Linked DNA regions of Mus musculus: region 1 is linked to region 2. A link is a loop called in an ENCODE intact Hi-C map of the cell type or tissue named here. Cell type or tissue: gastrocnemius. All regions are shown on one strand. Each heading gives the region's core, and the rest is flanking DNA. Links, peaks and the distances in the headings are about the cores only.

Region 1 (15,111 bases), core at 5,862-8,361, 90 kb after region 2:
CTGCTTTAATGATTCAGTGGCTGAAGTGTGTGCTGACGATCCATGCATCATACCTATCTACGGTGAGTCTTCTGAGGGTGAACAACCCAGCTAGGCTAAGTAAGGGTTAGATGTGAAAGCTGCCCTTTGCTTAGAGTCTGTTATTTATTCATCACCATCATCATCATCATCGCTGGGCTGCTGGGCTGCTTGCTGGTTTGTTTCTGAGACAGGGTCTCATTCCGTATCCCTGTCTGTCTTAGAATTTGCTCTGTAGACCAGACTGTCTTGGAACTCACGGAGCGGAGCACTGCCTGGCTCTGCCATTAAAGGCATGCACCATCACCTCCTGGTAGGAGATAAAATCTTACAGCAAGCCTTTAACCTCAGCACTTAGGAGGCAAAGATGACTTTCTGTGAGTTCAAGGTCAGCTTGGTCTATAATGTGAGTTTCATGACAGCTGAGGCTATTTTATACAGAGAAACCATGTCACAAAACACCGAAATAAATACATAGATAGATATATCAAGTAAATGGAAAAATCTTAATACCAGGAAAATAAGTTTTTTCTGTTATAATAAGATTGGACTCTTTGGTATATTTGCATGTTTGTTATGTTTTGAGTTTTTAATTTTAAAGAAATTGTTTATTTGTATCTGTGTTGAGGGTTGCCCATGGTATGAGTTGTGGAGGTCGGAGGACAGCAGAGCTTTCTCTACTATGTAGGTTTTGGTGATCAGATTCAGGTCATCAGGCTTACCAATAAACCACTTTACTGTGCCATTTCACTGGCCTGTATTGATGTTTTTCTTTATTTTATTTTCTGTGTATGAGTATTTTGTCTGCATATATGCCAGATGCCTGTGGAGCAGAGCATTGGCTATCCTGGGTCTGGAGTTAGCAATGACTGTGTGCCACCGTGTGTGGGGAACCAAATCCGAGCCCTCCAACTGCTGAGTCCTCTCTGCAGCCCCATCCTGAGGGTTCTGTTTTGTGTTTGAGGCAGGGTCTCACTCTGTAGTTTGGGCCGGCCTGGAACTCGCTGTGTGGCCAGACCTGTCTTTGTACTGCGGTTACAAGCGTGAGCTGCCACACATGGCTGTCAGTTAGATTTTTAAACTAAAAAAAATCCTAATTTTATTTGCTTAGCATTTATGGTACATTTTCCTCGAAAATTTTAATATATGGCTTAAGGGAAACATTCCATAATTAAGTTATAGGTTCCCCCCCTCCTTTACATGTATATCTATAGTATGCATTCGAATATGTGGGACTATATGTGTGCACATTACATGTGTGTGGTGTCAGGAATCTTTGTTACTCTTCCACCTTAATTTTTGAGGGAAGGTCTCATTCAAACCAAGACTTGCCAGTTGAGGCTGGAATTGTATGCAGGCTGTCCCTCCCACCTGACAAGTATACCGGTTCTGAGGATCTACTTGTGTGGCTCTAGCCTCTGAGCCATCACTGCAGCTCAGCTTGCCTCTCCCTGTATAGTCTCATTAATGTCCTGCCTGCTTATTGTACCTTAGGCTCCTTTATTTTATTGTACCTTAGGCTCCTTTCCTACAGTGCTTCCAAACAGGCACACATTCTATTGTAAGTCTGGGATGAGTGCTGACAGAATGCTGGAACAGGGGGAACAAGCAGTAATGGTTTTGTGTTCAAATGTCAGAAATAAGGCCAGGAAAGGCTAATTTAAAGGGCAAAGTATAGCATCCTTTCCCATCTACAGGATTCCTGTTGAATTCTTCAGTGTGATTGATGGGATTCATTAATAGGAGTGGTGTGTGCAGTGTGGTATGTGAGGTTCACCTTGTCCTCCATGGCTCTGTCCTGACAGCTAGGAGGAGTGCCTGGCTCTTCAGAGCCTATGGCAAGCGTAGATGATGCGCTGGGTTCCGACCGAGCAAGAGTCAGGAAAGGCCCTTAAGGGATGTGTAGTGAAGTATTTTTTATATCTATCCTCTGTTGACCTTATCTGAAATAATTGAACAATGTATGAGATTTCATGCTGCCACCTGCTCTACCTAATGTTTTGTGTGTTTTGAGTTGATTTTCTTGCCAGGATAGACCAAGGGCTTTCTTTGAAAGTTTGTTGTTGCTGGGCTGTGTCCAAACCCTCTGTTGCTAGAACTTGTGACACCTGCTTGTGTAGGGCTGGCTCCTGTGTCCTCTTTAGAATGTGCTGATGATGCCAAGTGCTTATTTGTCTGTCTGTCTTCTCCTAGTTGCCTGACCTAGTAGAGCAGCTGGGAACACTCTACCAGCTGATGGAAAGCAGAGTCAAAACTTTCCAGAAACTCTCAAACCTGCATGGAAAACTCATTCTTCTCGTCACGCAAGTGAGCAAATCAGATGGTTTGGGGTTCCCACCTGGGGGTGGTGAGGACAATGAAGAGTTACCCAAGTAGTGAGAGACCGAGTTCAGTAAGAAGTTGGCAAGTCAGAGTCCCAGCTTGAACTCGGGAGTTACCTGAGTGACAGACAGTCCACACCCTGCCTCTTTTTCATTCCTTCTTCCCCAGGCTGGCTGTGAGCCTCTGTAGCTGAGATTTTACTCCTGCCTCTACCTCCAGCTGCAGGCCTGCACAAAGCCCAGGCGAGCACTCATCAACTGAGCTACATGCCCAGACTCAGCATTGTGCGTTTAGCTGAGCTTACCGTGAGCAGTGAGTCACAGGGTTTCTAGTTAACAGTGTGCAGTAAGATAGTCTAACCACTGCCCAGTTTCTGAACACTTACAGAGTCACACTTTCCCTTTTATATTTGTCTCATGTTTGTTCCAGATTGTTTTGGGTCCTTCATTCCTATGGAAGAGGCCAGTTGGGGAGGATAAAGTAGGTGTGTTAATGTCTATACTTGGAAGAAGCTTGTAATTGCTTTGTAATTGCTTCTTTCAGGTTACAGCATCAGAAAAATCGAAAAAAATGACCTCTCCCGGACAGAAGGCAAAATTGGTGTATGAAGAAGGTAAAGGTTGGCCTAGAGGCTGGTGGCTGGTGGCTGGTGGCCTTGGTTTCCTCTCAGTCTGTGCTTCCCCTCCCTTTCTAGAAATGGCGTGGACAGTTGTTTCTACAATTAATGTTTTAGGGTGGTGGTTGCAGTGATAGGCTTTGTTATGGGTTTTTTTTTTTAATTAGGTATTTTCCTCGTTTACATTTTCAATGCTATCTCAAAGGTCCCCCATACCCACCCCCTCCCACTCCCCTACCCACCCACTCCCACTTTTTGGCCCTGGCGTTCCCCTGTACTGGAGCATATAAAGTTTGCATGACCAATGGGCCTCTCTTTGCAGTGATGGCCGACTAGGCCATCTTTTGATACATATGCAGCTAGAGTCAAGAGCTCCGGGGTACTACTTAGTTCATATTGTTGTTCCACCTATAGGGTTGCAGATCCCTTTAGCTCTTTGGGTAATTTCTCTAGCTCCTCCATTGGGGGCCGTGTGATCCATCCAATAGCTGACTGTGGTTTTTTTTTTTTTTTTTTTTTTTTTTTTTAATGTATATGAGTACACTGTATCTGTCTTCAGACACAGAATCTTCAGTCAGCTGTTGTTAATAGGTGATACACAAATCAGCAAGTGTTCTAAACACCAAGACCAGCAAAAAGGATTATTATATCCCAGTAACTTCATAGAAAGTTTTTAGAGAAAAACCTTATAGCAGCAGTCAAAACTAGGAATACTAGAAACTGTCTAAACGTGAAGTAGAATGTTTATAGAAAAAAATATTCCTCTATATTCCAGTAATTTTCCCTGTATTTTAAAGTTGTTAGTAACTTCTAAAATACTTTAATATTTTGCTTGCTTAAGTGAGTCAAGATGATCACAGTACTTGTGTTGTAGGTGAGCAGGGGTAGAAGTGTGACTTAGCCCTGACCTATAGAACTGTGGGCTGTGGGCTGTTGGCAGGCAGCGTCCATGACAGGCTGTGTCAGAGGCAACAGCCTAGCAGGAAGTGCTTCGAACACTGACCATTCAGGAGGTGCAGAAGGCTGCTGTGTCACACTGGACACTTTACTTTTCATGCCTTTTAAAAGCCTCCTAAGTGTAAAAGTATAGTGACTGCGTCCTTGGGTAGCACTTCATACAGTGACATGTTGTAAATGTCAGAGTTAGGTTGGTGGGAGCTCATGGGGACCGTGCGTGTCTGTGTGTCCTTTGTAATGGAATGTCCCTGCACCCACTTTGATTTGGGTGCTTCTAGGAGTTGAAGCAAGTGCCTGACGTGATGTCAGCGCAGCTCGGGCATGCTTGCAGGGCCCCATGGGCTGGTATGGTCTGATGTTCTCTGGATTCTTACTGCTTGGAGCTAGGTTTTCTTAAGAAAATTTAAATGGCGCACTGAATTTCAAAAGGTGAAGGAGGAAGCAGCCGCAAGAAGTTTGTGTAAAAAAGTAAAATAAAAAAGTGAAGCACCACCAAGAGGCCCCCCTTTGAAAACATTTTTCATTAAAATATATATCAGGTGGACAGCAATATTTGTAATTGCATTATATATTTTCACATTTAAAAATTGGATTTTAATTTTTAATGAGATAAATATCTCATTATGATACTTAACTCATAAATAAAATCATTGGGGGATCCTCAGCTTTGCAAATGAGTATATTAAGGCTGGAGAAAACGGGCTTTAAAATACTCGAGTAAGAAGAGTTGCATTGATTTGACCATTATAGTCTTATTTATAGAATACTGTAACAATTACAAACAGAACAGTTCTTCATTAGTGGGGATGGTTTATTCCCCCAGCACAGCATCATGTAATACGCACATGATATACTAGCAAGAGCCCCAGGTGGAGACACACACATAACTCATGACCACAGTGTCTCTCATTACTGAGCAGCAGCATGTGTGTGGGCATACAGTGGCTTATAGAACTTATTTTCTTTAGAATAAATAAACATGGTCAGGATATTTAAGATCAAGTGTAGGAATACAATTTTTAGGTATCAACTGCCTTAAAGAAAAAGAAAAACAGTGTTTCATTTTAGAGCCATGGCTTGACCCGGAGATCTGCCTCCCACTGTCTCCCAAGTGCTGGGATTAGAGGCATGCACTACCATGCCTGGCTACTTCCTTAGTTGTTTTTAGATTAATTTATTCAAGTATGTATGCACGTATGTATGTATGTATGTATGTAAGCTGTCATGTTGGTACTGGGAATGGAGCCTTAACTTTATCCTGTGCCAGTTTACTCTTTTCTTTCCTTTTTTAAAACAAACAAACAAACAAACAAACAAACAAACAAAAAACCTTATTAAGTATAAAGTGTTTCTGCTTATTCATACCAGACTCGAGCCTTGACCTGGCATTAAACCTGGCTTGTAAAAGTCTTTCAGGTCCTAGTGGTGGAGACTTACTGAAGAGACACCATTTAACTCCATAGACTGCTTCTGTGTATGGTTGTGGATTTTGTTTGTTTTTTAAATTTTATTTATGTTATGTATATGAATGCTGTTTCTGCATATACATCTGCATGCTAGAAGAGGGCATCAAGTCACATTACAGATGGTTGTGAGTCACCATGTGGTTTCTGGGAATTGAACTCAGGACCTCTGGAAGAGTAGAAAATGTCCTTTAGGGGGCTGGAGAGATGGCTCAGCAGTTAAGAGCACTAACTGCTCTTCTGAAGGTCCTGAGTTCAAATCCCAGCAACCACATGGTGGCTCACAACCATCCGAAATGAGATCTGATGTCCTCTTATGGATTGTCTGAAAACAGCTACAATGTACTTACATATAATAATAAATAAAGAAAATAATTAAAAGAAAGAAAAGAAAATGTCCTTTAGCCACTGAAGTACTTCAGTTTATCCTGAAAATGCTGAAAATCTTTTGAACTTGATGAGGGAGGCTGAGTCAGGTTTCCAGTCCACCCTGCAGGTGGTTTTTCATCTTTGTGCTGCCTTAAACAAGAGCCCATTCAGCTTGTTCCTCCCTGCATTTCCCAGGTGCTTAGGTAACAATCTAGAATGTTTCATTTCTCAAAACTGTTCAATTAACAACAGGTTGTTTTCCTGTATATAGTACTTTTGTTGTTGTTACAGGTCACAAACCGTGCAGCAGAAGCAGTTGTTTTAGATAGATATATAGCCCGTCATTTTTTTATGTAGAATATTTACACACCCACTGTCTACTTGGTGGTCCAAAAATGATTGAATATTTTAAGGTGAGATTGTATAGGCTGTTGATACTTGAAATAATGTTTCTGTGCATATACATATTAATGTTATGGCTAGAGATGGCTCAGGGGTAAAGAGTGTGTTCATTCCCAGCATCCCCATTAGATTCTTGTAAACTCAGCTCCCTGGTACCCTCGTGTTTCTGCTGGCAGCTACTCTTTAAGGCATCTACACAAATGCACGCACATTTTGTTTTATTTTAAAATAAAGATAAATTTTAAAAACAGGAGTAATAAGCCAGGTGGTGGTGGTGCACGCCTTTAACCCCAGCACTAAGGAGGCAGAGGAAGGCGGATCTCTGAGTTTGAAGTCAGCCTGGTCTACAGAGTGAATTTTAGGACAGGCAGAGCTATACAGAGAAACCCTGCCTCAGAAAAAACAAGGGGGTTGAGAGTCATAGTAACGTTAGAAGCTGAACTTAGAACATGTATGCCCTATACCTGTAATCTCAGCCTAGGTGGCTGAAGCAGGGCGACTGACTGCAAGCCCCAGGACCGTCTGGGCCACACAGTGTCCTGATGTAACCGCGCAGACAGCAAGAGAGCTACTCACTGACCAGTGCACACTTGGTCTCAGCACTGTTCTGCTGTTGTCTTCCAGAGTCTTCTGAGGAGGAGTCTGACGATGAGGTTCCAGAGAAGGATTCTGATGTGAGTGATGTCTTCTGCTCCGTCTGTTTTTCTATCCTCACTGTCAGGGAGCTTCACAAATTCCTTTCTTTGCTATTTCCACCAGGATAATTGGGACGAAGATGAAGACAAAGACAGTGAAAAAGATGAGGGCGTTGATGAAGACAATGAGGAGGAAGATGAGGACATGGAAGACAAAGAAGAGAATGAGGAGGACAGAGAAGTGTCAAGTGAAAAAGAATTAAATGGAGATTCGGATTTAGATCCTGAAAACGAGAGTGAAGAAGAATGAAGACAGATGCAGCCAGCCAGTCACACGAGAGGCCTGGCTTGCCTTGCCCAGTGCTGCCTATAGCATCCTCCCAGGGAGGCTTGCCCTGTGCCAGAAAACAAGAGGCCACCATATGCTTCCAAGTTGACAGGCAATTCCCACACTTCCTTCCTGTCCTGAGTGCCCCAGACTTTAACTGTGTAAATAAGAGTGTTTCATTCAAATGTTAATAAACTTTACACAGTAAATAGACACACTTTCTGCAATGTACTGACATGAGTGTCCAATATATGGTATATTTTTCTAATATAATACTCTGGTATGATTGGTTCTGTTGGAAACTGATTTAGGTGAATACAGACATACCATAGGGGTAAGGAACTGAATGCTGTAAAGGAGTCGGTTCTCATCTCAGGTTGGTATCTTTCATCCAGTCCAAAATGCAAGCGGCACTAATGAATTGTTCTTAATCCGGCACGTCTAATTTGACACGTTTTCATGAAGGAATAACTAAGTTAAAGTGAAAATGGTTGTGATTTACAGAAATAAAATCCCAGTGTCCACTCAATGCTGGTCTGACTCAGATCCAGTTGGGTGGTTGGAGTGCTTCCCCAAATAACCACTTATTTTTTAAAGCGTCATGTGAGATATTTTTTTAAACAAAACAAAATAATGGTAATTAAAGAAGCAAAGCTTCAGCCATACTAAGGGGTTTCTTGTCTGCAGAGTGTAGAGACTCATCAGTGTACAGATGAGACCTGCTCATCGTGCGACTGTAACCCTTCAGTCCTAGCTGCTTTTGAAGAGGTTTCCATTTTTATTTAAATTGCTAATGGATCAGAGAACAATTGTTTATTTTTTCTCTTTGGTTTTAGATATTAATAATAACATTACTGGAATTTTTTTCCAAAGAAACTATTTTTATAATTCAATAATTTAACGTTTTCGTTCCTTTTCATTGCCCACTCTTGGCAGGGCTAGGGTATCTGTTTATCTTTCAAAATGATAAATCTGACTCAAGATTTTTTATGTATGTATAAATAAGTATTTTGGTGTGCTACACAGCTTTTTCAAATTACCAGTAATTTGTCTTGTTTCTAAGGAGTGGGCCAGTACTAACTTAACTTGGTGTTCAGCAAGGGATGCAGACGGAGAGCTCCCTTCTGCAGGACTAAGCAGATGCGTGTCTTTCCCACCCGTGACTGTAAGAATGCTCTCTGGGAGGACTTCCACCGGGGCAGAGCAGGCTGCCCAGCCGAAGCGGGAAGGGCATGTTGGGCAAGCTGCTGGAGCGACTGATGTACAGTTGTTATTTGTCTATAAATGGAGCTGTTTATGGCAATTTAATACCATTCTCTTTGTAAAGTGAATAAATACTCATCTTTACCCAGCGCGTGTCTCGTGGTGTATATAGAGTGCACAGGTGTGTGTTTGGGCTTAGGCCTATGGTGTGAAGGGTTTTAAGGTGGTTTCACGCCTAGAATTCACAGGGAAATACTTTGAAGGCTTGCTGTGTTATCAAGTTCGCAACAGTAGAGCAATAGGCATCTTGTTTTAAATCTCACTCCAGTGACAGGTGGTTATTTTATTTTTTTTTTAGTCTCTGCTGGTTGGGTTGCAACTTTATATGTCAAGGTTCTAGGCAAACAGGAAGCATTTATGTCTAATTAGGTATGAGGAGACAACAAAGGAAGTTTTTGGTTTAGAAATGTCTGATAAGATCCACACTGTCTGTCTGTCTGTCTGTTTCTATCTATCTATCTATCTATCTATCTATCTATCTATCTATCTATCTATCTATCTTATCTAATCTATCTGTGGTAAGAGTTGCACTTAGTCTGTCGTTGTGCCAGGCCAGCTGAGAATGAGCTTTGGTTGTCTGGTTGTCTTCCATCTTCCTACTTTATTGTTGGAAACTTTGAAGCCTGCAACCACTGTCCATGATCACATGTCATAGTTGGTTTTCATGGTAATTCTTAACCTAGAATATTCTCCCTCCGCTTGTGTGTTATTTTTGATATTAGGTGAGTTCACATAAATTGTGAATACAGTCCCAGAAATCCTGGGCTTGTGTGACGGATGCCTTAGATATAGACAGTTACTGAATATGGGACGCGTTTATGTGAGTAGATGTTAAGGCTTCTGGTTTGGGGTTTTGAGTTTTTAATGCTGAAGGTTTGGAAATTAAGTAGGTGTGTGAAGTTAACATGATTCCTGTGAAGGCCATTTCCCAGCATGCCACACTACATTATTCACGTGACTCACTGTCCATCCTGCTGCTGATTATCTGGGCGCATGATTATATATTGATGAATGGTGGCAACCTCTAGCCCAACATCTGCTTGTCAAGGTTGGATAAGTATCTCTACAGGCTGAGGCCTTAGAGACTAGGGTGTTGTGCCACAGCCCCCACCCCCTGCACCCCAACCCCTCCCCCATTCTTAGTGTCCTTAAAGGCTCCTGGGCCCTTTGTCTGCAGTTTTCTTGGTTGAAAAGGTAGGTATTTTGCCACAGGTTTGGGAGTTAGTCACCTCAGACATTTGTTAGAATATTGAGCCCATGGTTTGTCAGGGAGGTAGGTGTGTGTGTGTGTGTGTGTGTGTGTGTGTGTGTGTGTGTGTGTACATGTATGCTTGCAAGAACATTCAGAAAAAGAGGCCATGAATCTGAAAAAGAGCGGGGTGGGTTTAAGGGAGAAATGTAATTAAATTATAATTTTAAAAATGTAAAATAAAAAAAAACCTATATTCTGATAGTGTGACATTATTGAAGAGACTTTGGAAAATACCAAGATTACTAGAGGAAGACAAAGCTGTAACAGCAGTAACCATTGTATAATGGTAGAAAATTTTCTCCTCTTTGTGTGAGCATGTATGTGTGTGTATATGCACACACTCATACACTTGCATCTCATGTCGTGTGTAGTCAGAGGACAACAGGTGGGCAGATCTGTGAGCTCAAACTCAGCTGATAGGCTTACAGGCAAGTGATGTGGAATGCATACCATTAAAGCAGTGGTTCTCAACATGTTGGTCATGACCCTTTCATGGGGATTGGCTGAGGCCATTGGAAAAAAAACATATCTCCATTATAATTCATAACAGTAGCAAAATTCCAGTTACAAAGTAGCAACAAAAATAATATTACAACATGAGGAATTGTGTTAAAGGTTTGCAGCATTATGTTTGAGAGCCACTGCTCTAAAGAGAAGATGAGGCTGTGGCTTAGGCCAGTGCCCTGCTGCCCACCACCCCGAATCCTCTTCCAACTGTGTGCAGAGGTAGCAGTTCTTCCGTGGATCTACAGACAGATGCAATTGTGCTGGTGAGATGCAATTGGGTTCTTTTTCTCCACATAGATGGTATCGTACTGTTTATAGCTGTCTGTGGTCTAGCTTTTTTAGGCAATGTACTTTGGAGGACTAACTAACTTAGGAACAAAACTACTTTGCAGTGTTCAACTGTGTCCAGATCAGTTCATGGTGTGGGGACTCCAATACAAATCCCTGTCAGTGATGGTTTGAATATTCTTGGCCCAGGGAGTGGCACTCTTAGGAGGTGTGGCCTCATTGGAGGAAGTGTGTTACTGTGGGCTTGGGCTTTGAGACCCTCTTCTTAGCTGCCTGGAAGCCAGTCTTCTAGCAGCCTTCAGATGATGATGTAGAATTCTCTGCTCTTCCTGCACCATGCCTGCCTGGATGCTACCATGCTCCTGCCTTGATGATTATGGACTGAACCTCTGAACCTGTAAGCCAGCCCCAACTAAATGTTCTCCTTATAAGAATTGGTCATGGTGTCTGTTCACAGCAGTAAAACCCTAAGACGCTGTCCCACCCTGGAGTTTCAGACTGTTGGAACATTTCCTGATCAATGATATATAGACTGCTTTTAGTGTCCTGGTAAAATAAGGACATTTCCTGGGCCCTCATGATCCAGTGTAGGTGCTGTGCCAGCATCTTTCTAGGATGCTGAATTGGATGCTTGACTTCAGAAAACGTGGCTTGTTTTGACTTAAGGTTTTGAGGGTATGTAGCCCATCATGGCGCAGAAAACCCGGCAGCAGGAATGAGGCAGCTGGTCACACCGTGCTCACTTCCGGGAAGTGGGAAGAGATGACTGCTAGTGTTCATTCACTTCTTGTATCTTTTCCTGTTCCTTGGGTTTGGGGCTTCAGCTCATGGGATGGTGGTAACCAAGGAGAGATATTCCTCCTCAGTTAATCCTCTTTGAAAACATGCTCACAGCCACGCCCAGAGTGTCTCCCAGGTGACTCTAAGTGCAGCAGATTTGATAAAGATGATAACATTTGCAGATGGGTAGGATTCCGGGTACAGGCTATGGTACTTGAGATTTCCATAAATCTATCTTGTTGCCTCTCATTTGGCTTTACAGATTTCAGGTCAAGTTTCGCACGGCAAACCCTCCTGACCACAAGTTAAACATAAGTCCTATGGAAATTTGATTTGCTCTTTGGCCAGCCAATAGGTTTATGAGAATTTATTTCTCGGAATATTATAACTGAATACATTTCTCTTTATTTAGAAAAGAAAGATTATTATTTTAATCATTTATTTTATGTGCATTGTTGTGTCTGCATTGTCTTTGTGTATATCTATGTGAGGGAGTCAGATCTGAAACTGGAGGTTCAGACAGCTGTCTGGAAGAGCAGCCAACGCTCAACCACTGAGCCATCTCTCCAGCCCTTTTTTTTTTAACTTTGGAAAGATCATGCCTGTTGCTTCCACCTCCGTAGACTTGGGTAGTTAATTACCTTGGAACAGATGACCAGAGCCTGCCAGCTCTTACCTCATGAATGAGTGATATTCACAGGAAAGGCAGGACAAATAGTTGCTTGATAGATGCATTCTAGAAACCTGCAACTAAAACTCCTTAGAATTGAGGTCTTCGACTCGGTTAACCAAGAGATTTCAGCTTGCAAGAAACCAAATGGGTGAGGTAGAGAGAGCATGGCTGTTCTCAGGACCCGGGGCTCCTTCTTCCAGTGGACATCTTGGCTGTGGATTTTGTAGTCTATTCTTGTGTGCTGCTCAAGTTTCGTGAACATGGTGGAATTGCGCCAATGGGACTTTTCCAGGGCTTCCCTAGTTCTGTCGGGTTGTCTTGGTTTCTTTTTGGGGTCCAAGTGTAAATCGTCAAAATCAAAGTGAACCACAAGGTGTCAGTCTTGCTCCGGGAAACTCAGCGCACCATCCCCGGCAGGAAGTGGGGCTGCATGAGAATGCTCGCCAGCGAACCTGTCAACGTTCTCCGTTCAGTCTTCGGGAATCTCCGAGGTGCTTCCAGCTCTTTCTTTGCTGGAATATATCCCAGTTTGGAGGACACAGAGTCTTCCGGTTGCGGCTTCCAGTTCTCTCCAGCTCCTCTGAAGTGGGAAACGCCCCCTTAACCCCCCCCCCCCCCCCAACCTGGCCAAGCTGATATTCTCACGTCCTGGGCCGGGACACATGCTCAGTGTACCAGCCTGAGCAAACCCGGAGCTTGGCAGAAGCAGCATAGGCGACTTGTACTGTGTAACAGTTAAGTGCTGGAGACTGCGTGTTTCCCCTCATGTCCATAAGGAGGACCGCCTTGCGCTGTGCAGCAACCTACAGTTTTTCTCCGCATGGACTTGCTCACATTCACTCAGCGGCAGTTTTGTTTTTCACCCTCCAAACTTTTGAAAACTTCAAGTATATGGAAAAGTGAAAAGAATAAGTCCGGCATACTTTTAATCTCAGCACTTGAAAGTCAGAGTCAGGGCTGGAGAGATGGCTCAGCAGTTAAGACCACTGACTACTCTTCCAGAGGTCCTGAGTTCAATTCCCAGCAACCACATGGTGGTTCACAACCATCTGTACAGCTTTAGTATACTCATATACATAAAATAAATAAGTAAATCTTAAAAAAAAAGAAAGTCAGAGGCAGGTGGATCTTTAAGTTCGAGGTTATTTTGGTCTATACCACAAACCACAGGACAGCCAGGGTTATATATACCGGTGGAAATAGCTTACCAATAATTTTGATCCTGAAGTAAGCAAAACCAGTGTAATCGCACGTGTTCTTCCAGACTTCTCTTGTGACTGTGTGCAGATAAATCCAGGGGCCAGACAGTCCTGTCACATGAGGGCCCTCCTCCTGCAATCCACCCAGCTCTGCTGCATATGGTGCCTCATGAGTTTCACAGGACAGCACTGCGTTTCAGAGGTGTTTGTAAATATGGACTGAGAAATCGCCTCCATTACAAAACTATATTTCTTTTGGGTTTAAAGTCTTTGGGTCTGCAAGCAGACATGTTTATAAGAAAAAGGCACTCATTTGTAGAAACTTGCCCTGCATTTTTAGGTTCACAAGGCACTTAGGTCTTTTCTTGTTGAGGCAAAGTCTTACATAGCCCAAGCTAGTCTCAAGACTCTCAAATGAGCTCACTCCCGATCCTCCTGCCTCTGTCTCCTTGTGCTGGAATTACAACAGTGCATCACCAGGCTCTGTATACTTGCTTTGTGGGTCTTTTTTAAAATTTAATCTTATTTATGTATGTGACTGTGCATCTCTGTGTGTGTGTCTGCCATGTGTATGCAGGTGCCCACAGAGCCCAGAACAGGGTGTCAGCTCCCCTGAAGATGGACTTACAGGCAATTGTGAGCTGCCCAACATGGTTGATGGGAACAGAGTTCCAGTCCTGGGGGGCAGGGGGGCAGGGAGGAGGCAGGAAGTACTGGTAGAAAGGACTTATAACTGCTGAGTCATCTTTTTAGCTCCCGGTCTGTCTTCCTTCCTTCCTTCCTTCCTTCCTTCCTTCCTTCCTTCCTTCCTTCCTTCCTTCCTTCCTTCCTCTCTCTCTCTTATTTATTTATTTATTTATTTATTTATTTATTTATTTATTTACTTCAGGCAACATCTCACTATATAACCTTGGCTGGCCTGGGACTTGCTTTGTGGACCAGGCTGGCTTCAAACCCACAGATTTGCCTCCCTCTGCCTTGTGAGTGGCTGGCTTGTTTTTAAAAGCCAAGTTTAAGTTTTGCCCATTGTTTAAGTGAATGGGCAAAACCAGATAACCTTTTTTTTTTTCCCCCCAAAAACGGGGAAAAATCTATTTAGAGCTTTAATTTTTTTTGAAAAGCAACACAAGGACAAACATTCTGCTATGAAGAAGAAGGAGAAGGAGAAAAAGGAGAAGAGGAGGAGGAAGAAGAGGAGGAGGAAAAGAAGAAAAGAGGAGGAGGAGGAGGAGAAGAAGAAGAAGAAAAGAAAAGAGAAGAAGAGAAGAAGAAGGAGGAGGAGGAGGAAGAAGAGAAGAAGAAGAGAAGAAGAAGAGAAGAGGAGGAGGAGGAGGAGGAGGAGGAGGAGGAGAAGAAGAAGAAGAAGAAGAAGAAGAAGAAGAAGAAGAAGAAGAAGAAGAAGAAGAAGAGAAGAAGAGAAGAAGAAGAGACGAGAAGAAGAGAAGAAGAAGGAGGAGGAGGAAGAAGAAGAGAAGAAGAGAAGAAGAAGAGAAGAAGAGGAGGAGGAGGAGGAGGAGGAAGAAGAAGAGAAGAAGAGAAGAAGAGGAGGAGGAGGAGGAGGAGGAGGAGAAGTGGTATACATTAAAATTTGGTAGCTCTTTCCTCTGCTGGCTCCAGCACACTTGGGCCTGGCCTGACCTGGTCTTTTCCTGTGAAGGAGCTGAGCATGTTGAAAGCTCTAGGGTGTCCCGGTCAGGCCTAGCCCTCCCTCTGTGTCCTTGGGCAAGCTGTTTACCTTCGATGAGTGCCATTTTTTTCCATCTACAAGTGGAAGTCTGGATGGACAGAGGCTCTGGAAGGAGCTCAAGCAGTTTGTGACGTGTCTGGGAACCAGCACTGCACAGAGACCAGGCTAGTCCAAGGCGACAGAGCCACTAGAGGTCCATGACTGATTCTTCTTCCTGTCCCAAAGACATTTGAATTCATTTAGAAAGGATTTATTTTTATTATTCTTACATTGGGTGTCTGCGTGTGGCTCTGTGCACGTGAGTACAGGTACCCTGTGAGATGAGATGTGTCAGATCACCTGGAGCTGGAGT
Region 2 (15,111 bases), core at 4,429-6,928:
ACTATATTATTTCAAAAATCCTTTACTCAGAAATGAAGGGAAGCCCTGGAATCATCAAGATAGTGAATAAGTATGAGAGAGAAAAACAATATTCATTTTGTAACTTGTTTCAAATTTGAACCATTAGATCATCTTGGCATATATTCTAATAAGCTAATTGTGTGTCTTTGTAATAAGACATTTAAAATGTGTTTTCTCAGTGAAAATTAGGCCTTGCTATACAGTTTTAAAACTATTGGTGAATTTCCATGAAAGATGTTTGGCTACAAAAACAAAACAACAACAACAACAACAACAAAAATCAAAAAAGATGTTTGGCTACTCACTGAACTATTTCAACTTCTTTATAAGTTTGAAATTTAAGATAGAAAAAAAAATGGAGTTTTAGTTTTAAAATGCACCAGCTATAAAAATAAATTAGAAATCCTCTTAGCTAAACATAATAAATTATTGGTAACTGTAATTATTGGCAGCTCAAACGATTCAAGTGGATTAACTCTGGGGACCAAAAAATAAGTACTCAGGTGACTGTATACAGATAAATATTTAAGGGTTAAAGTCAACTATTTTATAGCAGTGATATTAGAGAAAGCAAACCATTAATACTAATTTCTAACTTTTCCTTGTAGTATCTTTTGGCTATGACCTTTGTTTATTTCAAGAGAGCTAAATTTACTATAAATGAGCATACCAGGATAAATTTCTTTATTGCTCTGTAAGTATGTTTTCTACTAAATGAGTTTTATTGGTCATTTTAATATATGTGACTTGTAATTTAAAGCAGAAATGTTAAAATTTTATGGCTATTGTTAATAGGCCATCTTGTGTGGGAAAATTATGTATTTTTCACTTTAATAGGATAGTTTTATGTTCTTTTCATTGGCCTTACATTACATGCCAAAGATTTGTTGTTCCCACTTCAGGTTACAATGTGTCTTTTACATTTTTTACAGTGCTCTCATATAAATTCCTCCAACACACACACTTTCTCTGTCTCTTTCTGTCTCTGTCTGTCTGTCTCTCTTTCTCTCACACACACAAGCACATGCACACACACATTGGGATTTTTGTTTTGTTTCTTTTTTTTTTTTTTTAATGATCTCTCATTGTAGCCCTGGCTGTCCTGGAACTCACTCTGTAGTCCAGGCTGGCCTTGAACTCACAGAGATCCACTACTTCTACTTCCTGAGTGCTGATTAATGGTGTGTGCCACCACATCCAGCAACAGATTATTCTCTTTAAAAAAAAAAAAAAAGATTTATTAGCTGGGCGTGGTGGTGCATGCCTTTGATCCCAGCACTTGGGAGGCAGAGGTAGGCGAATTTCTGAGTTCCAGGACAGCCTGGTCTACAAAGTGAGTTCCAGGGCAGCCAGGGCTACACAGGGAAACCCTGTCTGGAAAAAAACAAAACAAAACAAAAAAGATTTATTTATTTTATTTATATGAATACACTATAGCTGTCTTTTGACACACCAGAAGAGGGCATCAGATCTCATTACAGATGGTTGTGAGTCACCATGTGGTTGCTGGGATTGAACTCAGGACCTCTGGAAGAGCAGAGGGTGCTCTTAACCACTGAGCCATCTCTCCAGCTCCAACTATTTTCCTTTAAATTGCCAGTTAGTATGTAATAAAACCATCATCTTACTTTTATAATGTGAGCCTTTGTGGAAAATATTTTGCATATGTTCTTTGTAGTCTGTATCTAAAAGGAGTTGTGCATACTTAATACTTCCATGTTCACTGATGGTGTCATCAAACACTGAATATTGTTTATATTCCAGATTTTCTGTTGATATCACATTAATTAGTCTTAGCTTTGCTATCTGTTAAATTGTTTCTAATAATGTGCTTCTCTAATTTATAGGCATAATTTAGTTAGGAAAAATATAATTTCAGAGCTGGAGATAAAACTTGGTGATGGAATTCTTGCCTAGTATGCAGTAAGCTCTGGGGTCACTCCTCAGCACTGCCCCCCTCCCACCCCAAAACAGGGTTTCTTTGTATAGACCTGGCTGTCTTAGGACCTGTTCTCTAGACCAGGCTGGCCTTAACTTCAGAGATCTACCTGCCTCTGCCTGCCGAGTGCTGGGATTAAAGATGTGCACCACCACTGCCTGGCTTCATTCAGCACTGTTTTTGTTTTGTTTTGGTTTTTTATAAGGGGAAAGCTTAAATTTAAGAGTACATTTTGGAACTTGTGGTGTGCCAGGAAGTAGAGTGCTTCCCTTATATACATGAAGCCTTGGGTTCAGTTACTAGCAACCCCCCCTCCCAAACCAAAAATGAAAAAGACAAAGAATATCCTTTTTCTACCCTATACTTGGATACAACGATGCAGCTAGAATGTATGTACATAATTTTAAATGTTAAATTAGGGAACTGTATAAAAGCATTGCAGTATTGGGGACTGGAGAGATTGGCTCAACCATTTTAAGATGGCTGCTCTTCTAGAGGACTGGGGTTCAATTCCCAGCACAACCATCAAATCCAGTGAATCTGATGGCCTCTTCTGGCCTCTGTGGGCACTAGGCACACATATGGTTCACAGATATACATGCAGGCATGACACTCAAATGCATAAAAATGAATAAATAAAACGATATTGGAGTATCACAATAGCTGTCAGCATTGAGAAATAAGTTTTATTTAACTCAACATCTATTTAATTCAGAATCAGAATTGGTAAAGAAATTAGGCCAGAAGAGCTTGATCTATGATTAATTAGAGAGACATTTTCCAGAACATAGGAAAAATGAGCTGAATTTAACATCTGGTGATGATTGGTAAACTGGAAGAATTTAATAGTAATAGCTAATTCTGAATGGTATGTATAAATCACCACATCTTATATACTTATACTTTTAGTTTTCTTGGGTTTTGTTTTTTGTTTCTTCAAGAAAGGGTTTCTCTGTGTGTAGCTCTGGCTATCCTAGAACTCCTGTAGACCAGGCTGGCCTCAAACCCACAGAGATCCACCTGCCTCTGCCTCCAGAGTGCTTAAAGTCATGCACCACCTCAGCCCAGCACATTTAGGCTTCTTATGAAATACATTTCTTTTCTCTCTCTCTCTCTCTCTCTCTCTCTCTCTCTCTCTCTTTTTTTTTTTTTTTTGGTTTTTTTCGAGACAGGGTTTCTCTGTGTAGCCCTGGCTGTCCTGGAACTCACTCTGTAGACCAGGCTGGCCTCGAACTCAGAAATCTGCCTGCCTCTGCCTGAGTGCTGGGATTAAAGGTGTGCGTCACCACGCCCGGCTGTGAAATACATTTCTAATTCCTGTTTTATAGACAAGGAAATACTTTGACTTTATAGACAATAAAGCACTTTGAAGGTCAGGGAAATTATTAAGGAGGCCAGCTATTGTGGTATACACCTATACTCCCAACATGTAGGAAGCTGAGATGGGAGCGTGCGTTTGAGGCCAGCCTGAGCAAGAAAAAAAAGCAGAGATGCAAATGCATGTATGATATAGAAATGCATGTATGATATTCTCAAGAGCAAAACTCAGCCTTAATGCTGTTAATTTTCCATTTATATGTTTCAATATTGTACCATATTCAATACCATACTATTCTGTAGTTTTTCTCCACCTAAGAATTAAAGACAAGCCAAAAATGGCTTTAGTGTAAATCCATGTAGAAGTATGAAATTGGATTTGTTTCAATTGTTTTGTGGTTATAGCCATTAATGTGCTATTTAGCTTTTACTGTGTAGTTATCTTTGAAGACTGCATTGCATATTGTATTATATTATATTTTAGGTAACCTGAATTATAATTTCCATCCTGTGTCTAATCATATGTAGACTCAGTATCTCTTTTCATTAAGCCTCTCTTAGCCACAGTTCTAAAGCTCACAATTTCTTTCTATATAGTCATGTAATTTTTTCTTTCAGTATTCTTGTAACACCTGAATTTCTTCTTCTTGTTGTTTTTTAAAATCTTTTGAGACAAGTATTTGTAGCCTAGGCTGGCCCCAAACTCCCTGTGTAGCCAAGGATGATCTTGACCTGATCCTCCTTCCTGCCAATGCCGAGGTGACAGGCATTGCGACCATGCCAGCAGTACTCCTTCATCCTCCCACATCCTCTCCTGCATTTATTAGTTACATGCTCTTTCTCCTTTACCTAGTTATCGAATGAGTTCAAGTCCAGCCAAAGCAACTTAGAAAGATCTTTCCTTAAAAGAAAAGGTAAAAAGAGGAATGGAATTTAGTTGGTGGTAAAACACTTGCCTAATATGCTTGAGATCTTTAGCCTTCCTTTCTATCTAACTTTAAGCCTTTTAAAAAATGTTGTTAGAACCTACTTGGAATTAGATGAACTTCCTTGACTTAAAGATACCTTTCAACAAAGAACCCTTAGAAAATTCTAGCTACTATCCTTCAAGTTTTCCCTATCTCCTCTGTTAGCTTCCATTGAAATCCATTAAATATGCTGTTATATGCTGCATTCTGCTTTCCAAATCTGTTTAATAATTTGGAGTTATTTTGCCCAAACACTGACAGATTTTAATGTGTGTAGGTGTTTCTGTCTAGGAATTTACACACTCGATAGCCCATTCCTGTAACACTCTCAGTATGCAGAAGGCTGAGGTAGAATGACCCTAGATGTAGCTTGGACTACACAGGGAATTCCAGGCTAGCTTGAGCTTTGTAGAAAGATCCTGTCTTAGCCCACCCCACACACCCACCAGATGCACAGGCACGTGACTTAAGCCCAGCACTCAGTCTCTGTGAGTTTGAGCCATCCTAGTCCACACAGCAGGTTCCAGGTATCCAAGACATCATAGTGAGACCTTGTCTAACAAACAAACAAAAAGAACAAGAAAGAAACCTTTGTACAATGTCTGCACCCTGGGCATCAAGGACATGAAGGAAAGGTATTACTGGGTGGGCTCAAGGAGTGAAGGTAGAGCCCTTGCCCTCTGCCCCTGAATGCTCACATTCCTTCTGAACAGGAGAGTAGACATAGGATTCGGAGGAGGGGAAGATAAAGAGCTCCCAGGTTAGTGGTACAGTGGCAGTATATATGAAGGATCTTGTAGTCATGGCCTGAGTTAAGGAACTACATTATTGTTTGGTGTCACTGCTGCAGGGTAGCTTGTGGCTTGTGTATCTTCAATGGGAAACTTTGAACCATATATAAGCTTCATGCTACTCAGGATCTGACACAGGCAACAATGACTGTTTCTAGCCTTTTGCCTGGAGGATACAAAAGAAGCAGTTAGATTCACATAGATAGTTGATAGTACTCAATGTAGTGGCAACCACCATGATGTTACACATTTTGTATATTTGTTTCTCTGAGCTACATTTTGGATATTTCTTAAATTTATCTACTATTACGAATTTGATTTTTCTATTTGTTATGTATTTTATGTATACTATTTTTAATTTTTCATATATATTTATTACCTGTTTTTTTTTTAAGACAGGGTTTCCCTGTATGGCCCTGGCTGTTCTGGAACTCACTCTGTAGATCAGGCTGGCCTGGAACTCAGAAATCCGCCTGCCTCTGCCTCCCAAGTGCTGGGATTAAAGGAGTGTGCCACCTTGCCTAGCCTTCTTTTTTTTTAAATTACCTTATTTTACAAACATATTAGTTATCTTTATTTGAGTATGTGAATATGTATATGTGTGAGTTTATATGTACCATTTACAGGCTGGTGGCTGGAAAGGTTTGAAGAGGGTGTGAGATTCTCTGGGTTGGAGTTAGAGGTATGAGGTGCCAGATATGGGTACTGGGAACTGAAGCCAGGTCCTTTGCAAGAGCAGCAATCACTCTTCACCATGGAGCCATCTCTCCAGCCCATAGACTGTTATTTTTGTATTCTGTTTAAATTTTGGGTTCTGCTCTGCTCATGTTGTCTTGGTTTTTTTTTTGTTTGTTTGTTTGTGTGTGTGTGTGTGTGTGTGTTTGGAATGTTTTTGTTGTAAAAGTGACTTATGGAGCCTGAACTGTTTCTGATTGGGAATCTCTTCCATTATTAACTTTATTCATGTATTAATATCTTGCCTCATTTTTGTTTTGTGGAACAGAGTCTCATGTGCCTCAGTCTGGAATCAAACTCACTATATAGCTAAGGATAGCTTTGAACTCATGATTCCACTGTCTGGACTCCTCAAGTCCTGGGATTAGAGATGTGTGCCAACACACTAGCTTAATATGTCTTTCTTTTCTGACTGCTTTTAAAGATTTTTATCAATATTTTTGAGCAATTCAGCTATGGTGTGCCATCATATAATTTTCGTGTGGTTTCTTGTTTCTTATTCATTTATTATTCAACTACAAGGACAGTATCAATTTATCTACATTTTTGAGTATAAAGGATAGTTATAGTAAGTGGGTGGAGAGATGGCTCAGTGGTTAAGAGCACAGGCTGCTCTTCCAGAGATCCTGAGTTCAGTTCCCAGCACCCACATGACAGCTCACATGTGTCTGTAACTCCAGTTCCAGTAGATCTGACATCCTCAAACACACACATGCAGGCAAAACACTAACAAACATAAAATAAGGATAAATTATTATATTAAAAAGTTATAAATGTTTTGGTGTCCTCCTATGTATCAGTTGTGGGTTGGCTTTGATTGATTATTCTCCTCATGGTTTGTGTTTTTCTGCTGCTTTTTATGTCTGGTTCCCCTCAAGTATTTGGCAAAATACTGACTTCCAAATGTGTATGAGGGAGCTGTTTGAAGATAGCCCAAAGAAAGTTTAAAAAAAGAGAATACCTACCTTACAGTCATTCATCTATAATTATAAACGGTTCTCAGCCAGGGTAAAAAAGCCACAGTTCCTGGAATAGTAAGAAAAATAGTCTAGAAAAGTCTTGATTTGGGAAGGAGCTAACTAGGTCCAGATTGAACACTGTTTACAGATTCATCTACAAAGTCAGAAATACCTCAAGAGAGATTGTTTCAATGTAACTTACTTGCATCCCAGAACAAAGTTCAAAATTTATAGGATTACAGAGACACCTAGAAGGTGCAACAAGGTATACAATTCATTGTATCACTGCTTCTGTTACGCATTTTAGATATGAGTATCCTTTATGTATTGGTAAGTCTTTCTTTTTTATTATTATTATCTATTGTTCTTGCCCTTACCCATATCTGTTTTGGATTGTTGATCCAATTTGTTAGGTATCTGGCTAATACGGTTGAAGAAGATGAAGAAGAAGCCAAGTATGAAATTTTTCCATGGGCTTTAGGGAAAAACTGGAGAAAACTGTTCCCTAATTTCTTAAAGTTAAGGGACCAACTCTGGGACAGAATTGACTATAGGGCTATTGTAAGCAGGCGATGCTGTGAAGAGGTGAGTGTTTAAAATCACTTTTTATAATCTATCGTCGTTTATATAATTTTCCTTGATTTATTTATTTTAGTTTGGTTTTGTTTTTTTTCTTCCTTATTTGGAGATAGATTCCTGCAATTATCCCAGCCTGCCTTGGAACTCATAGTCCTATTCTGTTCCCTTCAGTTTTAGGATAAAAGTATATCATGACACTATGACCTCCTACTTAGTTTTTAATGATCTATGTCTGTCTTTATGTATGGAGATCACTAGCCTCGGTCATTATTATGACTGCAACTTTTATATTTTGTTTCTGTTTGAATTTTATCACATTTATTCAAAATTGTAATATCCATTTTTCAGAACAGACTACTTCTATATTATTCTTATTGTACTGTCCCCCTCCTCCCATCTAAAAGATCACCAGTATCCTGGTAAAATGTTTGTGGATATACTAAAGCATCTTATTATTATAAAACAAGAGTTGAATAATAATCACTAAAGTATTTGAATTTTCAAGTTTTCAACATTGACGCCAACAGCATGGTTATATAAATTAAATAAATTTAAGTATGTCTAAAATCCATACCTCTTTTCTCAAAGAATATATTCTTTTGCGAGAAGTTGAGGTCTCATGAATTCTCCCAGTAATCCTCCCACTTCCTCTTCCTGTAAGCGGCCAGAGACTTCTGAGGATGGTCTGCTACTCTCTTAATCCAGAAACCCTACAAAATCATGCAAATCAAGAGGTCAAATCTTCCTCACTCTAAGAACATCCATTAAACTGCCCAGGCCATCAAGGGTATCATACCTGAAAAGTAACCAAGTATCTGAAAGATGTTACTTTAAAGAAGCAGTATAAATGGTAGAGTTGGTAGGTGTGCCCAGGCTAAACAGTAGTGCTGGACACAGGGTCGTTGGTCAAAAATGAGTGCTGAATTTTTGCTGCACATGCTTAAAAGTCCATAGAGTAATGCTGAACTTAAGGATTTAGATGTAGATTCTCCAGTCGTTGAGCATACACTGTGAACAAAGCACCTAAGGTGTGGACAAACTCCCAGAGCTTATGGCTGGATACGTGAGCTTTCCCTGCCTTGATGAGATGATCCTCACTGAAAGGAACAAATTGTCTCAAAGCCAGAAGAGGAGGGTGCACAAAAAGAAAAAGATATCCCAGAAGAAACTGAAGCAACAAAAACTTATGGCATGGGAATAAATTTAGCATAAAATAAATGCAGATAAAAGTTTTAAAAATGCATTGTTTTCTTTTTTAAAATTTAATTTTTTTAAATTTTATTTGAGACAGGGCCTCTATAGCCCTGGCTATCCTAGAACTGTCTATGTAGACTAGGCTAGCTCACAAAGATCATAGTGTCTTTGTCTCCCAATACATGGGACTAAAGGTATGTACCTTCATGCCCAGCACATTGTTTTCTTAATGTCAGAGTTTATTAAGATACTTTTATTTATAAGTAAGTTATTTTAACCAAATGTTTTTATTAGTATTTTAGACAACAAAAGTTATAGAGTAAAATCAAGTGAAAGCAACAACTATTGTCAACTCTTGTATTACTGTTTCAGAACTTTGAGAAATGTAAACTAGATAATTCTGTAATTAAATCCTACCCAGCTAAATAACCATAGAACAAAGGAGCCCAAACTGATGAACTGATTTTGAACTTGAGTAAAGACTTTAGCTGCATGTCACAGAATTTTCCCCAGAATTAGTGTTGTTAATTATAATTGTTAATAAGAGAAGATACAATTATGCATATTTAAATTCGGATTATTGACTCTTGGAGGAACTGCAAGGATTCAGAAATAACAGAGGGCAGAAAATAAAAGAAAGACTATATAGCAGGCCAAGACTATACAAAGTTAAATTCAATGGGAAAAGATAAAAGTTGCCTATACAAGGACTCTAAAATTAATGTACTGTCATTCAAACTGAACTCAATCCAGTTACATGATATTGAAAGAACCTTGTAAGTTATGGCTCTCTCTACTGCTTGTGTGCCTTTGATATGTCTCTACTTGGGTCAATGTTGTAGTCCTTTCCTGTAATCTCAGTACTCAGGCGACTGAGGCAGAGGGATCTAAAGTTCAAGGTCAACTTGGACTATATAGTGTGACCCTGTCTCAAGAAGAAATAAATGGCAGTTACATAGCCACTTGCCAACTCTGAGAATGACAGAGGGCTCTATTTAAACACTCTAGTTTTCTCCAAGTGCATGCTACTCTGCTTCTGTTCCCTTCTCTTCCATTCTCTTTAGAACTGTTAGGTAAAGCCTCTTCTCCACTGTTCAACAGAACGTTGTCAAAGCCTCCTGATAGCTTTATGTTGCCAAAGCATAGACTAGCTTTAGTTCTCAGTCCTCGCCTTAGCAGCCTTTGGCACACTTAGTTCTCTGCTACTGTGCCTTCATGTGCTTCAGTGAGTATTGGGATTGAGGGTCTCCCCACGTATTGTCAGCCCCCTTTCATCTCGCTAGCCTTATTAAGGTGTCTGAGAGCTCAGTCCTGAGAGCTTTTCTTGCCTTGACTGGAATTAACTTAGTAATGATCTTGTTCATCTTCAACACATTAACTATGAGGGACTGGAGAGACGGCTTAGCACTTTAAAACCACTTGCTAGTCATCCAGAAGACCAGAGTTCAGTTCCTAACACCCATATCTGGCAGCTCACAACCACCTGCAACTCTAACTCCTAGGAATCTAACTCCTAAGAGTGGCCCCTAGAGGCATGTGCTCATGCACATAAAAATATTTTCAGAAGACTTGAACATAGAGATCTAAAGGTATCTTCTAAGTGCAGATCTGCATATCAGATTGCTTGTTTATCCCATTGTCCGACTGAACCCTTAAACTTGGCATGTGTAAAAGTCTATTCCTGATTCCTATACACAAACCAACAAACTTGCTTTTTTACACTCTTCTATATATTAGTAAAGAGCAGCTCCATCCTTCTAATTGCTCATGTCACAAAACTGTATCTTTGGCTTTTTCTTCCCCCTTATATCCTTGCTTTCAAAACTATTCAGGAGGCTAGAGAGATGGCTAAATGGCTAAAAGCAGGTCTGCTCTTCCAGAGGCTCCTAGTTCAATTTCATGGCTTCTCACAACTGTCTGTAACTCCGGTTTCTGGGGATCTGATGCCCCTTTCTGACCTATGTGGGCACCAGACACTAGACATACAAGTGGTGCAGGCACACATGCAGCCAAACACCCTTACACACAAAAAATAAAATTTACATTTAAAAACTCTAGCATCCTACTATTTCTAGCATTTCTACCACTATTTATCACTGGTTGCCTTAATTGTCATAACTTTGCAAACAGTGTTTTCTGAACATAGAATGTACCTTAGTGGTAGAGTGTTTGCCAAGCATACACACAGCCTTGGGTTCAATCCCTAGTTCCTTAAAACAAAAGCAACAGAGTTTCATAATCTTCTCTCCTATAGGCTGCTCTTTATATAACTGTGAAAGTCATCATTTGTTAAGCCTCCATACAGTAAATTCTTTTTTAAGTTGTATTTGTATAGGTATTTTACATACGTACCTGGTGCCCACAGACCCTAGAACAGAGCATCAGAACTCCTGGAACTAGAGTTGTAGACTGTTGCAAGCCATCAGGTGGGTGCTGGGAATAAAACTGAGTACTCCTGGAAAATCAGTTCAGTGCTCTTAAACACTGGTCCATCTCTCTAGTCCCCACCCCAAGCTCTCAGTAGCTTCCCACCTTTTATAGGGTATAAGACAACATTGGCCTTGCCGTCTGTACCTCCTTTCTCACTTGCTTCTTCATTGTGCTCTTTTCTAACCCATTGTATGCAGTCTTCCAGCTACACCAGCCTCCTTACTGCTCTCAACTGAGCCAGGCATATTCACAGTGTAGGATCTTTGCACTTGCCATTCTTAATGGAAAGCATGGGGATCTTTTTGTTTTTTGTTTTTCAAGATAGGCTTTCTCTGTGTATCCCTGGCTGTCCTGTAACTCTCTTTTGTAGACCAGGCTGGCCTCAAACTCACAGAGAACTGCCTGCCTCTGCTGGGATTAAAGGCATGAACCACTACTCCTGGCTTTTTCTTTCATTCTTTCCTCTTTTTTCTTTCTTTTTGTAGGCATGGGGATCTTTCCACTGGTCTTTCTCTCTCTTTTATTTATTTATTTTTTTGGGGGGGTTGGTTTCGAGACAGGGTTTCTCTGTAACCCTGGCTGTCCTGGAACTCACTCTGTAGACCAGGCTGGCTTCCAACTCAGAAATCCGCCTGCCTCTGCTTCCCAAGTGCTGGGATTAAAGGCGTGCGTCACCACTGCCCAGCACACTGGTCACTCTCTACGGCAGCCCTAACTGTGGCTGATACACCCAGTGACATTCAACTGGAGAAAAATGACCCCCTCTTTCCCAGTAAGCATCAACTACAAGGATCCTCTTGGTTTGAGGTGGGACTTTGTGTTTACCTCTGAGTGCTGGAATTTTGTCTGGCTTGAATCCACATAGGTTTGAATACTTTGAGGCTAAGTAGTAAGATATGTTGTTAGAAATTAGGCATCCTAAACATTTGTTACCGAAATCCTGGTACTAGCATACTGTCAGTCAAAATAATCTTTAGCCTTATATTCTAATTAAGTTAAAGTGGAATAGTAGCTACCAATGTGCTTATAATAGTAATACGTATTTGTGGTATTCAAATTTATAGTATTTGAATTAGTATGGCTCCTATAGGCGTTTAAGTTTGAGCATTAGTCTCCAGTTAGAGGAAATGTTTTGGAAGGATTAGGAAGTGTGGTCTTGTTGGAGGAGGTGTGTCACTGGTACGTCATTGAGGTTTCAAAACCCAGTGCTATTTCCAGTTCACCCTCACTGCCTCGTGTTAGTGGATCAACGTATGAGCTCCTAGTTCCTGCTCTAGTATCTTTCTTGTCTGCCTGTGGCCATGATGGTCATGGACTCTGTCCCTCTGCAACTGTGGGCCCCCAATTGAACACTTTATGAGTTGTCTTGTTCATAATGTTTTATTCCAGCAATAGAAAAGGAACTAAGACTATATTATGACTCAATATGCATTGCTTATCCTCACAAAGATGTCTCTGAGGATGGAGGCATTTTTCCTTTATAGCTGATGAGACCATGGACCCAAGGATATTAGGATTTACTTAAGCCCACCCAAAGAAGTACCAGAGCCACATCTTGACTGGCTGCATATGTAATGACTTCTCACTGTTCTGTTTTCTCTGATATCTAGCTTCCATATAAACTTTTCAATAGTAACTTAGAAAATTCATTTGTATCTTATCTGGGGAATTAAAAAGCATAACTATTCTATTTCTCAGATTTAAAAAAAGTATCATTAAATCATGACTTGTCTTTCTGTTACTATTGTTAAAGAACATATGCTCCCTTTTTAGGTAATACTGAGTTTTGTGATTTGTTGCTTTTTCTTTTCCTTCTTTCTTTTTTTTTTTTTCTAATTTAGATAGGGTCTCTCTACATAGCCTTGGCTGTTCAGGAACTTATTTACTACATAGGCCATGCTGGCCTAGAATTTACAGAGATCCTCCTGTCTCTGCCTCCCGAGTGCTGGGATTAAAGCATGTGCCACCACGCCTGGCCCACTATTTTTTTTTTTAGAACTATTGTCAATAACCAGATTAACTGCATGGTGTTCTATTAGGCTATGTCTGCTTTTTCTCACTTGAGCTCTATTTTCTCTTTGGATCCAGTTTAATGAATTATTTAAAAAATTTTTTTTAGACTTAAATATATGAGTATTTTACCTGCACATATGTATGTATGTATGTATGTATGTATGTATGTATGTATGCATACCACATGTGTGCCTGGTGCCCACATCAGAAGAAAGCATTAAATGCTCTGGAACTGGAGACACAAGTATTTGTGAGCTTCGGTGTGTGTGCTAGGAACCCAGTCCAGGTCCACTGAAAGGGCAACAACTGCTCTTAACAGCTGAACTCTCTCTCCAACCCCCATCCCCTTAGTGTGTTCAGCTCCCTTGAATATTTGTTGGAAGAAAGATGGTCAATAATTGTATGCAAATAAAAAATACACACGTTCTATATGTACATATACATACATAGTGTGTGTGTGTGTGTGGTGTGTGTGAGTGTGTGTGTGTGTGTGTGTGTGGTGTGTGTGTGTGGAGTGTGGTGTGGTGTGTGTGTGTGTGTGTGTGTGTGTGTGTGTATATAAATGGCTTCTCTGGAAAGAATGAAGACTATTTCCCTACCAATTCTGAACTTGGCTTCTTACATTATTACTTTTTAGACATGTTCCTTTGCAGTGGAATTAATTTACATTCATGATGGCTTAATTTCTACACTGGTCCACATATTAGAGAGGGTGCCTATCCACTGAGAGAGACTCGATCCCCCTGCCTTTCAAATAACACAGAGGATAGCAGTTGCTTATAGGGAAAGATTTTTCTTTATGCTGCTTTGTGCACTCTGGTAGAGTTGCTACAGTAACATCATAGCTAACTTCTGTTAACTACTACTTTATTTCACATTGATAAATTAGGAAGCAATAGTATTGGGCAGAATAAGACAATGAAGGTATGCAAAAGCGATTCTCTATTGGGAATGTGCTGGAAATAGCTAAACTTGCTAGAGTTTAGAAACCAGATTGCAGTGCTTCAGAGGTGACGCCAGTGTTAGAAATGCTACAAAATTCTAATTGTCATGACTTAGTAGTAAGCTGGCTATAGCATATCTGGAAATATGAATACTTTGACTTCTTTTTGTTATTTTTATCCTTTTAATTTCCCTTTCTGTCTTATTACTTTACAGGGTTCAAAATCACAAATACCACTTTTTGTATCTTAGATTTTTATAGAAATGTATAGCTTATATACATATATGTACAGCTGACATGAAAAAATACAGCTGGGTATAGTGGCACATGCCTTTAATCCCAGCATGTGGGAGGCAGAGGCAGGTGGATCTCTGTGAGTTTAAGACTAATCCTGGTCTCCAGGCCAGCCAAGGCTACCAAAGAAGATCCTGCCTCAAAATGATGATGATGATGATGATTTTAAAAATAAAAGCACCAAAAATATAAAGGGAACTAATAGGGAGGGTAAGGAGCAAAAAAAGTGAGGGTAGCTCAGGGTGGGGGTACACTTAAATTACATTACTTCTGTCTTAGGGTTTTACTGCTGTGAACAGATACCATGACCAAGGCAACTCTTATAAGGACAACAGTTGATTGGGGCTAGCTTACAGGCTCATTATCATCAAGGCAGGAACATGGCAGCATCCATAGTGCAGAAAGAGCTGACAGTTCTACATCTTCATCTGAAAGCTGCTAGCAAAATACTGACTTCCAGGCAGTTAGGATGAGGGTCTTAAAGCCCATGCCCACAGTGACATACATACCTACTCCAACAAGCACACACCTCCAAATAGTGCCACTCTCTAGGCCAAGCATATTCAAACCATGACATTCCACTCACTGGCCCCCAGCTTGGTCTACAGAGCAAGTTCTAGGACAACCAGAGATACACAGATATGTCTTAAAACGTAACAACAAAAAGAGTTCTTTCTCATCAAAAACATATATAAGTCCTTATACATAGGCTCCTAAAACAGCTTCTCTAATAATGCTGCCTTCCCTTGTCCCTCCCAGGTCCCCAGTATAGCTCTAAAATTTCAGAATTTTTAAACATTTTTAAGAAATCACTAGTTTAGGCAAATAGTATGACTGTTTGGCTTTCATTTTAGGATTATTATAACTTATCACTTACTGTGGATCATTGATAACTACAGCTAAAGACTTTGACTTAAATCTCATTATT

Evidence for each region. Peaks named below come from ENCODE experiments on the same cell type or tissue, not always from the same donor. Only the 100,000 strongest peaks of a DNase experiment are listed, where the experiment ranks them.
Region 1: a loop joins it to region 2, with 5 times the contacts of the local background. A loop is called at or near these places in 3 of 42 quality-filtered maps.

What each region holds. Positions count from the first base shown.
Region 1 is chr17:71,650,570-71,665,680 of GRCm38, forward strand. Wdr43 (WD repeat domain 43) reads left to right here. Exons shown (of 18, transcript NM_175639.1): 14 at 1-62; 15 at 2,212-2,325; 16 at 2,884-2,953; 17 at 6,772-6,821; 18 at 6,907-8,462. The coding sequence ends at 7,092. Among named protein-coding and RNA genes, the nearest start is that of Togaram2, 15 kb to the right of the region's middle. In gastrocnemius, for the core only: no CTCF peak of the experiment used is centred there; a DNase peak (open chromatin) is centred at 7,170.
Region 2 is chr17:71,561,874-71,576,984 of GRCm38, forward strand. It overlaps Spdya (speedy/RINGO cell cycle regulator family, member A), which reads left to right. Exons shown (of 7, transcript NM_029254.1): 4 at 630-715; 5 at 7,144-7,315. Trmt61b (tRNA methyltransferase 61B) reads right to left here. Exons shown (of 6, transcript NR_027952.1): 4 at 7,884-8,019; 5 at 6,737-6,797. It also overlaps the pseudogene Gm18140. Among named protein-coding and RNA genes, the nearest start is that of Spdya, 17 kb to the left of the region's middle. In gastrocnemius, for the core only: no CTCF peak of the experiment used is centred there; no DNase peak of the experiment used is centred there.